3 separate regions of the Homo sapiens genome follow, and regions 2 and 3 are each linked to region 1. Evidence: chromatin contacts called from ENCODE Hi-C or POLR2A ChIA-PET data. All regions are on one chromosome and are shown on one strand. Each heading gives the region's core, a stretch centred on a gene start or an enhancer-like site at or near the end of the contact. The rest is flanking DNA. Distances are from core to core; before and after follow the strand shown.

Region 1 (3,475 bases), core at 524-3,023:
GTAGAATCGTGGCAGAGTCCTAAGTCTGAAATCTCCATCCCTGGCTCTCGGCGGCTCCTGTGGCGACGAAGTGCAACTTCTTCCAGGCAGATAGATTTCTCAGGGAGCCTGGAAAATCGGGATTCCCAGACAGATGTAAAACATCTAGTAAGCCCTAGGAAGCGTTATTACTTATTAATTAATGGTAATCTTCTCCAGGAATTCTCTTGTGCCATTTAAAAAAAATCCCGTGATTTTACGTCAGGGAATGGTATCTTTGTACTTTTTTTACTGTTCTTCTTTTCCCCTTTTAGCATTACTCCCGCTTCCTCGCTCCCAGGAAACGGCTGGAGTTCCGGTGTGTTTGGGTTTTGCTGAGATTTACAATTCGGCAAGCGGCACAAGCCGGTTGGGCTTGGAGATCAGGTCACCCACTTTCGAGGTGTTCCATGTATGAAATTGACCTGTAAGCACTTGGAGCAATTATGGCCGGGACAAACACGTCTTTGGATGATGGAGTTTGCATTTGCTGGATGTGTGAATCTATGTGTATTCCAACTGGTGGGCAGGGAATATAGGGCTACGAATCGGCACACTCATCTTGCAGGCATTATTTTTCCTTCCCAGCCACAACCTGCTAGACACCTTTATTATTATTATTTTTTCCGGTCACCTCTAAGATGGCTTATAAGGTGACTGCGTTAACTTTGAACCCAGGAAATTCTCTTTCACACTTGACTGCCCTGCCGTTCCCCTCCCCGCCAAGCTCCCCTCACCAGTCCCAGGGAAATCGGATCTCTTTGTCTTCCCAGTGTTAAAATGCCTGAGTCCCACAAACTTTCCGAGATCAAGTCCGCCCTCTTGTCCGGGCTGCGTCCCAGCGCCTCCGGCCCTCCGGGCTTCGGCCGAGTCCGCCCTGCGCCGAGCCTGCGGCTGGAGCCCTGCCCGCACCGGGGATGGGCTCCGCGCCCGGGACGCTCAGGCTGGGCGCCCGGCGCGGGGAGTTCTCGGAGCGGGCTTCTCGGCGCTGGGGCTTCCCCTCTGCCTAGGAACTTGCAGTTGTCGGCCTGGGGTCACGCTTTGGGGCCCCTGGGGCCGACTCCCGGGCTAGGAAGCCCGCGGGACGCCGCGACTGCCTTTTGTCCCACAGGCCTGGGCGTCCGGGGTGTCAGCGGGGGAGGCCAGGCGCCCGCGGCGGGGAGGGCCTGGGGTCTAACTCGGCAGAAAAAGGTCGCGGGGGAAGCGTTTCCATTTTCTGGGGATTGAAGGAGGAAGTAGATTCCGACCTAGCTGCATTCCTTTGGAGACCTGAAGGACGACTTCAGCCCACCAAACCTTCGCGGACCCAGAGCCGCGCCATTCAAATGCAGATTCAGGGGCTCCCAGAAGGCTATGGAAAAGCTAAAGGGATGCCTCTGGGAAGCTTTCTCATTAGGCCCCAGCCTTTTTTTTTTTTTTTTTTTTTTAGCTAAGCTAACGTTTCCCTTTCTTGGCAGGGAGCTTTCCCCAATTCCTTGCACAGCGCCTGTGGCTGGCCGTAACTAACCTCGGCATCACAAGCCTCGCCCTGCCCCTCGGAGCCGCGCTAGACCCCGCTGGGCGCCTTCTCGTCTCCCAGCACGGACCTGGTGTTCGCAGGGACTGGGGCTCTTTGGGTCCGGGCGGGACTGCGTGGCCGAGCCCGCGGTCCCAGAGCCGGCAGCCGGGGAAAGTGGGCTCGAGTTTCCGCGCCCGAGAAATGAGCGCCGGCGCCGGCGGGCGGGGCCGGGGCGGAGGGATCTCCTGCGCTCGGGGAGCGTGAGGCGCCGGCGCCGAGCTGGGCGGCCGGGCGCGGGGAGAGGGCGCGGGAGCGGCTCGTGCGGCAGGTACCATGCGGACGCGCGAGCCCGGCGAGGGCCCCGGCAGGCCCGGTCCCTGCTCGGGGGCGCGCTGAGACGGCGGGTGAGCTCCACGAGAGCGCCGTCGCCACTTCGGGCCAACTTTGCGGTTAGTTCGCTGGGGCGCGGGCCGGCGGGCGGGGGCGAGAGCGTGCAGCGCGCTGCGGTGCGGACTCTGTGGGTGTCCGCCCGGTCCCCGGCTCGGGCTCCGGCGCTGCCGAAAACGGATGAGCGCGCGACTTCCCGGAGGGTGGAGTGACTCGGTCCTTCCCAGTTGGGAAATTCAGCACTGGCTAGGGGGGTCCCGGCGGCGGAGCGGGAAAAGGAGGCGACCGCGCGGGACCGATCCGGGGCCATTGCTGGGGTCCGATCCTTTCTGACACGCCGCCTTCCCTCCGGGAGCTCGCCGGGCTGCGCCGGCCTCGCGGTCTCCTGGGGCATCCCGCCGTCTGCGAAAGACCCGCTCGCTGAGCGGTGCACGCGGGAGGCCTGCGCGGGGCTGCCGGGTCCCTGGGTCTCTGGGTGTTTGCGCCCTGCAGGAGCGCTGCCCGGAGGTGCAGATGCAACCGGTGGACTGCGGAGTGAAGGGCTGCGAGGCTGCATTTCGGGGCTGAACATCTGCACAATGTGCGGTTTGTCAGTGTTTTCTGTCTTCTCTGGAGGAGGAACTTCTAAGATCTTTTTAAAAGAAAGAGTTTTTGGTCCTTCATTGCCTTTAAAAAAAAATGCTTTCTTTTAGAGAGCCAGCTTTCTGCTGTGTGTTAGATTTTTTTGTTCCCGCTGATGTGAATTGCAAGGCTTTGGAAACAAGGACGCAATTGTATGAGTTAGGAAAGTAAACTCATAAATATTTTCTATGCAGTTAAGTTTTTTTTTTTGTCTGAACTGTGGTTTCATTAAGTGGCTTTTGTTAAGCAATTCCCGGGTGCCTGATAGAGGCGATTTTTTAAAAGTGGATATTAACAGTGATTATTAGTATGAGAAAAGATTGAAAAGAAAATGACCTTCAGATATTCATTTCCTTTTCAAAAGCAGATTCTTAATGCTTCGTATATTCAGATACAGGTTTCGATAGTTTAAGAAGGTATCTGTGTGTGAGAACTAGGTAATGGTGATGTTTTTCACACTATTCTTAATGAGTTTGGTTATGCTGTCCAACACATCCAGTTGTTACAGGGACGTTTGAAAAGGTGTTTCTCCAGTTAATAGTTAATTGTGATATTTGTCTTTGTCTTTTTGTCTTAGGAAGACAGCTCTGATTCCACAGTTAGAATTATTCCTTTGTATTTAAGATGTAAAAATACTTAAAGCACTATGTAATTTTTTAAAACAACAATTGGTATAAGCCTTGAGTGATGCTAAACATGGCATTTAACAAGCTCAAGGTAAGGTTTGATTTGAATGAAGTTTGCATTTGTATAACCATTTTTTGAAAAATGAACACCTTAAATGAGCCAAATTCTTTGGCACTCTGGAAAGAAGTGTGGTTGTTAGAGGACTTTATAAAATCATTTCGGGCCACCTGTATATTCATTTGTCTCTTTTGAAGTATCCCCGTTGGGTTCTCATCATGTTAGTAGATCATTTAAATCCATGGTCCGGACAGGTGCCAACAGAAA
Region 2 (3,475 bases), core at 324-2,823, 1.6 Mb before region 1:
GGATGAAATGAATGGCAAGGGGGGTTGGGAGAAGGCTAAAAAGGTTGGAGAAGGCATTCCAAGGAGAAAGTAGGAGGAAAAGAACAAATCGGGATGTATAGGGTTATCAGGGAACAATAAGTAGCCCATCTGGAATTTTGAATGATCATTGGAGCCATGTCTTAGTGAGTCCAATATGCATGGGCTAGGAATTCATAAAATTCATAGGCAGTGATAGCCCCTGAAAGTGTTAGAACAGAAAAGTGGAATGATCAAAATTGATCAATGAGCCTGTTAAACTGAATACCCCTATGAGAAAAAGAAACATTATATTATTACAAATGTTAAGGGGGTTCTATCAAAATAATTCTGTTAGTGGAGTTCTTGGGAAATAGAATGTTACATGTAGCCAAATGTCCTGCCTAACAGGATATGTGTATTACCAATTTACAATGATTATAGTACAGAAATATTCACTTACCATAGCATATGGTATACATACCATGAACATAATACATATACATACCAAGAACATAATATGGCTTTTTTATGATTCAGAAAGAATTTCAGAAACTTGTAGCACATCTGAGTTACTATAATGGGTACATGCTGTTGACAAGTTTATTGGGACTGTTTCATGAAGTAGTTTAGATAAATACCTGCAGCAATCGTTTTGTTTCATTTTATTATAGATATTAGCCAATCCCTGCAGCTGAGTCAACGTTATAGTCACAATTTAGTTATGCAGACATAACATTTTAATTTTTCCATAATTGAGCTCAGTTTCCTCTGATTCTACACAGGGTAGCTTCTGCTTATGTGGATTGACCTGAAGCTTTACTACTTCAAGGTAATGCAGTCACCCTGCTCTAAAATTTAGATGCTTACATAGATACTTAAATGTAATATTTTGGTTTCTCTCAATGAAAAACTTAAACTTATATCTGAACTGATTCTCACTCTTAAAGATACACCTCTCCTCCCTTAGTCTGAGGGCAAAAAGATTATAAACACACACACATATTGGGAAAGAGGCCCCTAGCCTTCAGTCTTGGCTTTCCCAGAGATGTCTAGTCTTACTGGGCTTACGAGCTCCTCCTTTGCTTTCTTTCTTTTCTTTTTTTTTTTTTTTTTTTGAGACGGAGTCTGGCTCTGTCGCCCAGGCTGGAGTGCAGGGGCGCGATCTCGGCTCACTGCAAGCTCCGCCTCCCGGGTTCCTGCCATTCTCCTGCCTCAGCCTCCCGAGTAGCTGGGACTACAGGCGCCCCCCACCACGCCTGGCTAATTTTTTGTATTTTTAGTAGAGATGGGGTTTCACCCTGTTAGCCAGGATGGTCTCGATCTCCTGACCTGGTGATCCGCCCGCCTCGGCCTCCCAAAGTGCTGGGATTACAGGCGTGAGCCACCGCGCCCAGCCAGGAGCTCCTCCTTTAATACCAGTGAATCTGCTGCTGATGTCAGCATCTTTCCACGTGTGCTGTGTCCCACCATTGCTACTTAGAGCTTAGTCACATCTTCCCCAAAAGGCAGCACTTCCTGTCATGCACTTTGCCTCTTATGTCTAAAATATTCTCTGAGGGCCTATGGAAAACCTCCACTACCCAGACCCACGTCCAATCCCCAAGCTCCTTCTCCTGTTCCAGGAAATCCTCCTATTTTCTTTGCTCTGTCATGGAAACCTCTCCTTACTTCGTAGCCTCTATCCTTCCATAGTTTCTGACATACACCCAGACTTGGTATTCAAAACATAAATTCTGGCTCTTGCTATTTTAAACCTGGAATTCAGAAAAGTCTATTTTCTCTCAAGTGCTTGGCTCTTGCAGTTTTTTAAAAGCCTAACTTTCAAAACTGCTGTTTCCTTTTTGTTCCTTTTCAAAGTTTATTTTGAGAGTCAAAGCTGATCAATGAGGTATATGTCAAAAATGCTCATGAAGTTTTCTTTTTATCCAAAGAAAGAATATATAGAAAACTGTTGACACTATTTGACTAGTGGGCTTAAGGATAAGGTAAAGGGTACTAAAAAAGGCTGACTAGCAAACTATTATCACCCCCATATATGGAATATATTAGTCTGCTCAGGCTGCCAAAACAAAGTCTGACACAGTCTTGTGACCTAGACAACAGAAAGCTATTTTCTCATTTCTCACAGTTCTGAAGGCGGGGAAGACCCACCATCCGGTGCCAGCATACTTGGTTCTTGGTGAGGGCCCTCTTTCTCACTTGGAGATTGCTCCCTCCTAGCTGTGTTCCCACATGACCTTTCCCCTGTGAGTGCAAAGAGAGAGAGGTCTCTGGTGCCTCCTCTTTTTTTTTTCAGGCAGGGTCTCATTCTATCCCCCAGGCTGCAGTGCAGTGGTGCCATCTTGGCTCACTGCAGCCTTGACCTCCTGGGCTCAAGCGAGCCTACCACCTCAGCTTCCTTAGTAGTTTGGACTACAGGCGTGTGCCACCACGCCTGGCTAATTTTTTGCATTTTTTGTAGAGACCAAGTTTTGCCTTGCTGCCAAGGTTGGTCTCAAATTCCTGGGCTCAAGCAATCCTTCTGCCTTGGCCTCCCAAAGTGTTGGGATTACAGGCTTGAACCACCATGCCCAGCTTCTCTTTCTCTTCCTATGAGGATATCAGTTCTATCAAATTAGGTCCCCACACTATGAGCTCATTTAATCTAAATTACCTCTTTAAATGCTTTATCTCCAAATATGTCTCATTGGAGGTTAAGACTTCAATAATACAAATTTTAGGGGAACAATTCCATCCATAATGATGTGTAGTAAGTAAATTATTCATTGGTAACTTATGAGGAAGAAATAATCCTTATATATTTCTTCTAAAAAGAAAAAGTTCTAACTCATTGAAATGGTTATAAAAACACCTTGAGGTGTCCCTAGCATGCTCTTAAAAATGTCTTGGCAGGTCCACCTCCATGCAAGGAATCAAAGTAGTTAAGGAAAGGAGTGCAAGAGGGAAGCAAAGGAGAAAAACGTGTGCAGCTCATCCTCCCTCCATGCCCTGGCGGCAATAAAGGAGAAGTATCTGAATGAATGGATTCTAACACAAATGGCAGAGATCGTCTAAAATTTAGAGTTAAGGCTAAGTTCATCTAATTACCAAGACACTTCAGAATTATTTTTAAAAAACAGAAGTTTATTTCTCTCCCACAAAATTGTGTAACCTGAAATTTGGTGAACTACAGACCATAAGCCAAGTATGACCTGCATAACCTGTGAGCTGAAAATGACTTTTGTGGCTGGGTGCGGTGGCGCACGCCTGTAATCCCAGCTACTTGGGAGGCTGAGGCAGGAGAATTGCTTGAACCTGGGAGACAGAGGTTGCAGTGAGCCAAGATCGCGCCACTGCGCTCCAGCCTGGGCTACAAGAGTGAGAGACTCCGTCTCAAACAAACAAACAAAAAAAGACTTTTCTATTTTTTAAATTTGGGGGAAAAAAAAACAAGGCTGCTTTGTAACACATGGAAATGATATGAAATTCAAATTTC
Region 3 (3,475 bases), core at 612-3,111, 1.3 Mb before region 1:
GACACGCAATCTCTGAGCAATGTTAAACTGTGGTAGAAAAGGTGCAGCCCTCTCTGCCTCTGCTAGCCCGTCACTAGCCACCTGGCTGTCTCTCAAAGCTCCTTTTTGAATGAAAATGCTGGGACAGCCTGAGGCGCTTTTTCTTTTTCTTTTTTTTTTTTTGAGATGGAGTCTTGCTCTGTCACCAGGCTGGAGTGCAGTGGCGTGATCTCGGCTCACTGCAAACTCTGCCTCCTGGGTTCAAGCGATTCTCCTGCCTCAGCCTCCCAAGTAACTGGGATTGCAGGCATGTGCCACCACGTAGTTTTAGTAGAGATGGGGGGTTTTGCCATGTTGGCCAGGATGGTCTCGATATCCTGACTTCCTGATCCGCCCACGTCACCCTCTCAAAGTGCCGGGATTACAGGCTTGAACCATCGTGCCCAACAGAAGCCTTTTTTATTTCTATTTTTATTTTTTTGAGACAACGTTCCCTCTGCCTGGAATATTTGGGTCCTCCCTCCACCACCATCCCCCCTCCTCACCCAGCTTCCTGTCGTCTTTCATTTCCCAGCCTAATTAGAAGTTCCATCAGCAAAGCCTCCCCTGAGTCCACACGTTTGGTTTGGATGCCTCTCTTAGCACACAGCGTAAACCTCGATTTTACTGTTGAGTAAAATCATGGGCCCAGCATGTTATAACTGGGCTTAGAAAGTGAGAGGAACCAGATCTGTCTTCTTCCAGGTTGCATTCCCAGAGCTTAACAAAGCACCTGGGATGTGGCAGTTATGATTTGTTAAGTAAATGAACCTCTGAAAAGTTCTCTTGAGTGGAAGAATAGCATAATACCATTGCCCTATAGAGTTATGATAACAAAATAAGGTGCTGTGTGTGAATATGCTTATGTATGAAATGCTTAGCAGGCAACGGGCATTCAATAAATCTTACTGGAATATGAAATCTGCACTTTCTCGGAGTCACAATATCACAGCTTTGTAGTTTTGCTGTAGATTCAGTTCAGACGACTATTCTGTCCACAGATATTATACACACTAACGCTCCTTTCACTCTACACACCAGTTCTTTTGTTTGTTTGCTTGTTTGTTCAATGGATTGGAAAATATGCGAAAATATAAACACGCTTTTAGTATGGTTGGGTGCCTGATTGCTCTTCTAATTTTGGAATGCCTTAAACTGTTGTTGGGCTCAGAAGACGTCCTCTGGCTTGCTGAGGACTTGGAGCAAAGGGCCTGGGAGGGCCTTGGAGGGCCTCAGAAGCAAAGTTTCTGACCTTCTCCTCGCCTTCCTCCTCCTGCTAAACTTTCTCCCCCAAGGCCGACCATAGAAACTAGGAAACTAGGGCCGGGTGCGGTGGCTCATGTCTGTAATCCCAACACTGTGGGAAGCCGAGGCGGGTGGATCATCTGAGGTCAGGAGTTCGAGACCAGCCTGTCCAACATGGCAAAACCTGGTATCTACTAAAAATACAAAAATTAGCCGGCTGTGGTGGCGCATGCCTGTAATCCCAGTTATTCGGGAGGTTGAGGCAGAAGATCCACTTAAGCCTGGGAGGCAGAAGTTGGAGTGAGCTGAGATTGTGCCACTGCACTCCAGCCTGGGCAACAGAGTGAGACTCCATCTCAAAACACAAACAAACAAACAAGGAAACTAAAATCCCTCTTCCCCAAGGCAAGTCCATAGAAACCAGAACCATTCTCCCTGAAAGCTAGCCTTAAAACCTAAAAAAAAATTACTCCAATCTTCCCCTGCCTTTCTGTGTAAGAGTTGGCCATAAAGAAACTATCTGGTCTATTTTGCCTGCACGGAGGTCATAAACCCGCATTCCAGAAGGGCCCTGCCCCATACCCAGGAGGAAGGGATGCTGCATGCTGCAGGGAGAGGCTGAGAAGAATCTGAACAGACAGGCCTTGCTGGGTGTCTGCACTCAGTCTGTTAGCATTAGAGCTTCCCCTTTTGTTCACTCACATTTCTACAAAGATGTCCCCTAATCACCCAGCCTAAGCATAAAAACAGACAGTTTTCTGGGGACCTCTGGGGCTTCATTTCTGAAGGTTCCTTTGTCACGTAAAAAAAAACTTTGATCAAATAAATATGTTATGCTTTTCTCTTGTTAACCTGTCTTTTATTACGGGAGTGTCAGCCAGGAGCGTTATGATGGGGAAGTAAGGGGTCATACTCTTTTCACCCCACAGTGTTTTGCAAACACATTTTGTTCAATAAAACCCTAGAACTCATTTTGTAAAGGACATTTTCTATTATTTTCTAAGTAAACATATTTTACAGAAAATTAAAGCCATTCATTTCTGATTTATTTATACTCAGGAAACAATGAACAACCTGCTTTAAGAAGTCATAATAGTTCATTATTATTACATGTATACACAATATGTTCCTTCTATCAGTGATAATAGTTTATTATTATTTCATGTATACACAATATGTTCATCAGTGGGTACTATTGGGTGAAAGCATGATAAAGAACAGGATATATGCGTAGTCTCCAAGTATCCCCCAGAAGTTGCTTATCAATAACAAAGGAAAAACAGTAACTTGCCTGTCGAGAAATTAAGCAGACACCACCTTACCAAGTGCTCAAAGAGAACATCACCTTGGAAGCCATCGCCATCATGTCCCTTTGATTCGATGCATGGTGAAGGTGACAACATCACTATAGTTGTATTTCTGCCAAAAATGCACAACCTGAATCTAATCCCAAGGAAACATCGCACAAACCCAAACTGACACATTCTACAAAATAACTGGCCTGGACTCCTCAAAAAATGTCAAGGTCAAGAAACACAAGAAAAGGCCAAGGAACTTTCTTTTCTCTTTTTTTGAGACAGAGTTTCGCTCTTGTTGCCCAGGCTTGAGGTTGCTTGAACCCGCAACCTCCGCCTCCCGGGTTTAAGCAATTCTCTTGCCTCAGCCTCCTGAGTAGCTGGGATTATAGGCATGCACCACCAAGCCTGGCTAATTTTGTATTTTCAGTAGAGACGAGGTTTCTCCATGTTGGTCAGGCCTGTCTCGAACTCCCGACCTCAGGTGATCCACCTTCCTCGGCCTCCCAAAGTGCTGGGATTATAGGTGTGAGCCACTGTGCCTGGCCCCCAAGATTTTTAAGAGAGGGATTTAGGGGTAATTACTCAAGCTCCAAAGGTTAAGAATCACGGCATATGTAGGAACTGTGCAGTGGTGGTAAGGGCACCAGAGGAGCCAAATAGAAAGCAATGTGTAATTGTTTTTGTGCCAATAAATGAGAATAATAATCTAGAATTAATCAGTCACTCAACAAGCCTTATGTTGATATCTACTTTACCATGGGCCTCTCATTTCAAAAAGTTTAGCAGAAAATTAGCTGGACGTGGTGGTGCCCCCCCTGTAGTCCCAGCTACTTGGGAGGCTGAGGCAGGAGAATCACTCGAACCCCAGAGGTGAAGGTTGCAGTGAGCTGAGAACAGCTGGGCGACAGAGTGAG

The links. A loop is a pair of places that touch in the nucleus more often than their neighbours do. ChIA-PET counts read pairs that join two places held with the same protein, here RNA polymerase II (POLR2A). Pooled maps may share reads with other maps.
Region 2: a map of ascending aorta shows a loop between it and region 1 (10-fold over the local background). The contact joins the enhancer-like site here to the promoter of FAT1 in region 1. A Hi-C loop is called at or near these places in 2 of 168 maps with a recorded cell type or tissue (ascending aorta and chondrocyte) and 3 of 50 pooled maps.
Region 3: a loop to region 1 is called in a map of MCF 10A, with 5 times the contacts of the local background. The contact joins the enhancer-like site here to the promoter of FAT1 in region 1. A Hi-C loop is called at or near these places in 2 of 168 maps with a recorded cell type or tissue (MCF 10A and aorta) and 3 of 50 pooled maps. POLR2A ChIA-PET finds 5 or more read pairs at or near these places in 1 of 52 experiments (WTC11).

The regions. Positions count from the first base shown.
Region 1 is chr4:186,722,154-186,725,628 of GRCh38, reverse strand. FAT1 (FAT atypical cadherin 1) reads left to right here and starts at 1,773. Exons shown (of 27, transcript NM_005245.4): 1 at 1,773-1,965. RefSeq lists enhancers at 331-1,330, 1,831-2,332.
Region 2 is chr4:188,331,094-188,334,568 of GRCh38, reverse strand. No RefSeq gene overlaps it. Among named protein-coding and RNA genes, the nearest start is that of LINC01060, 120 kb to the left of the region's middle. Within about 2 kb of position 1,573, at least 2 of the 41 ENCODE cell types and tissues checked have a DNase peak (open chromatin) inside an H3K27ac peak, as active enhancers do; they include ascending aorta, where a contact is called at or near this core.
Region 3 is chr4:188,020,422-188,023,896 of GRCh38, reverse strand. No RefSeq gene overlaps it. Among named protein-coding and RNA genes, the nearest start is that of ZFP42, 26 kb to the right of the region's middle. RefSeq lists an enhancer at 1,567-2,104. Within about 2 kb of position 1,861, at least 2 of the 41 ENCODE cell types and tissues checked have a DNase peak (open chromatin) inside an H3K27ac peak, as active enhancers do.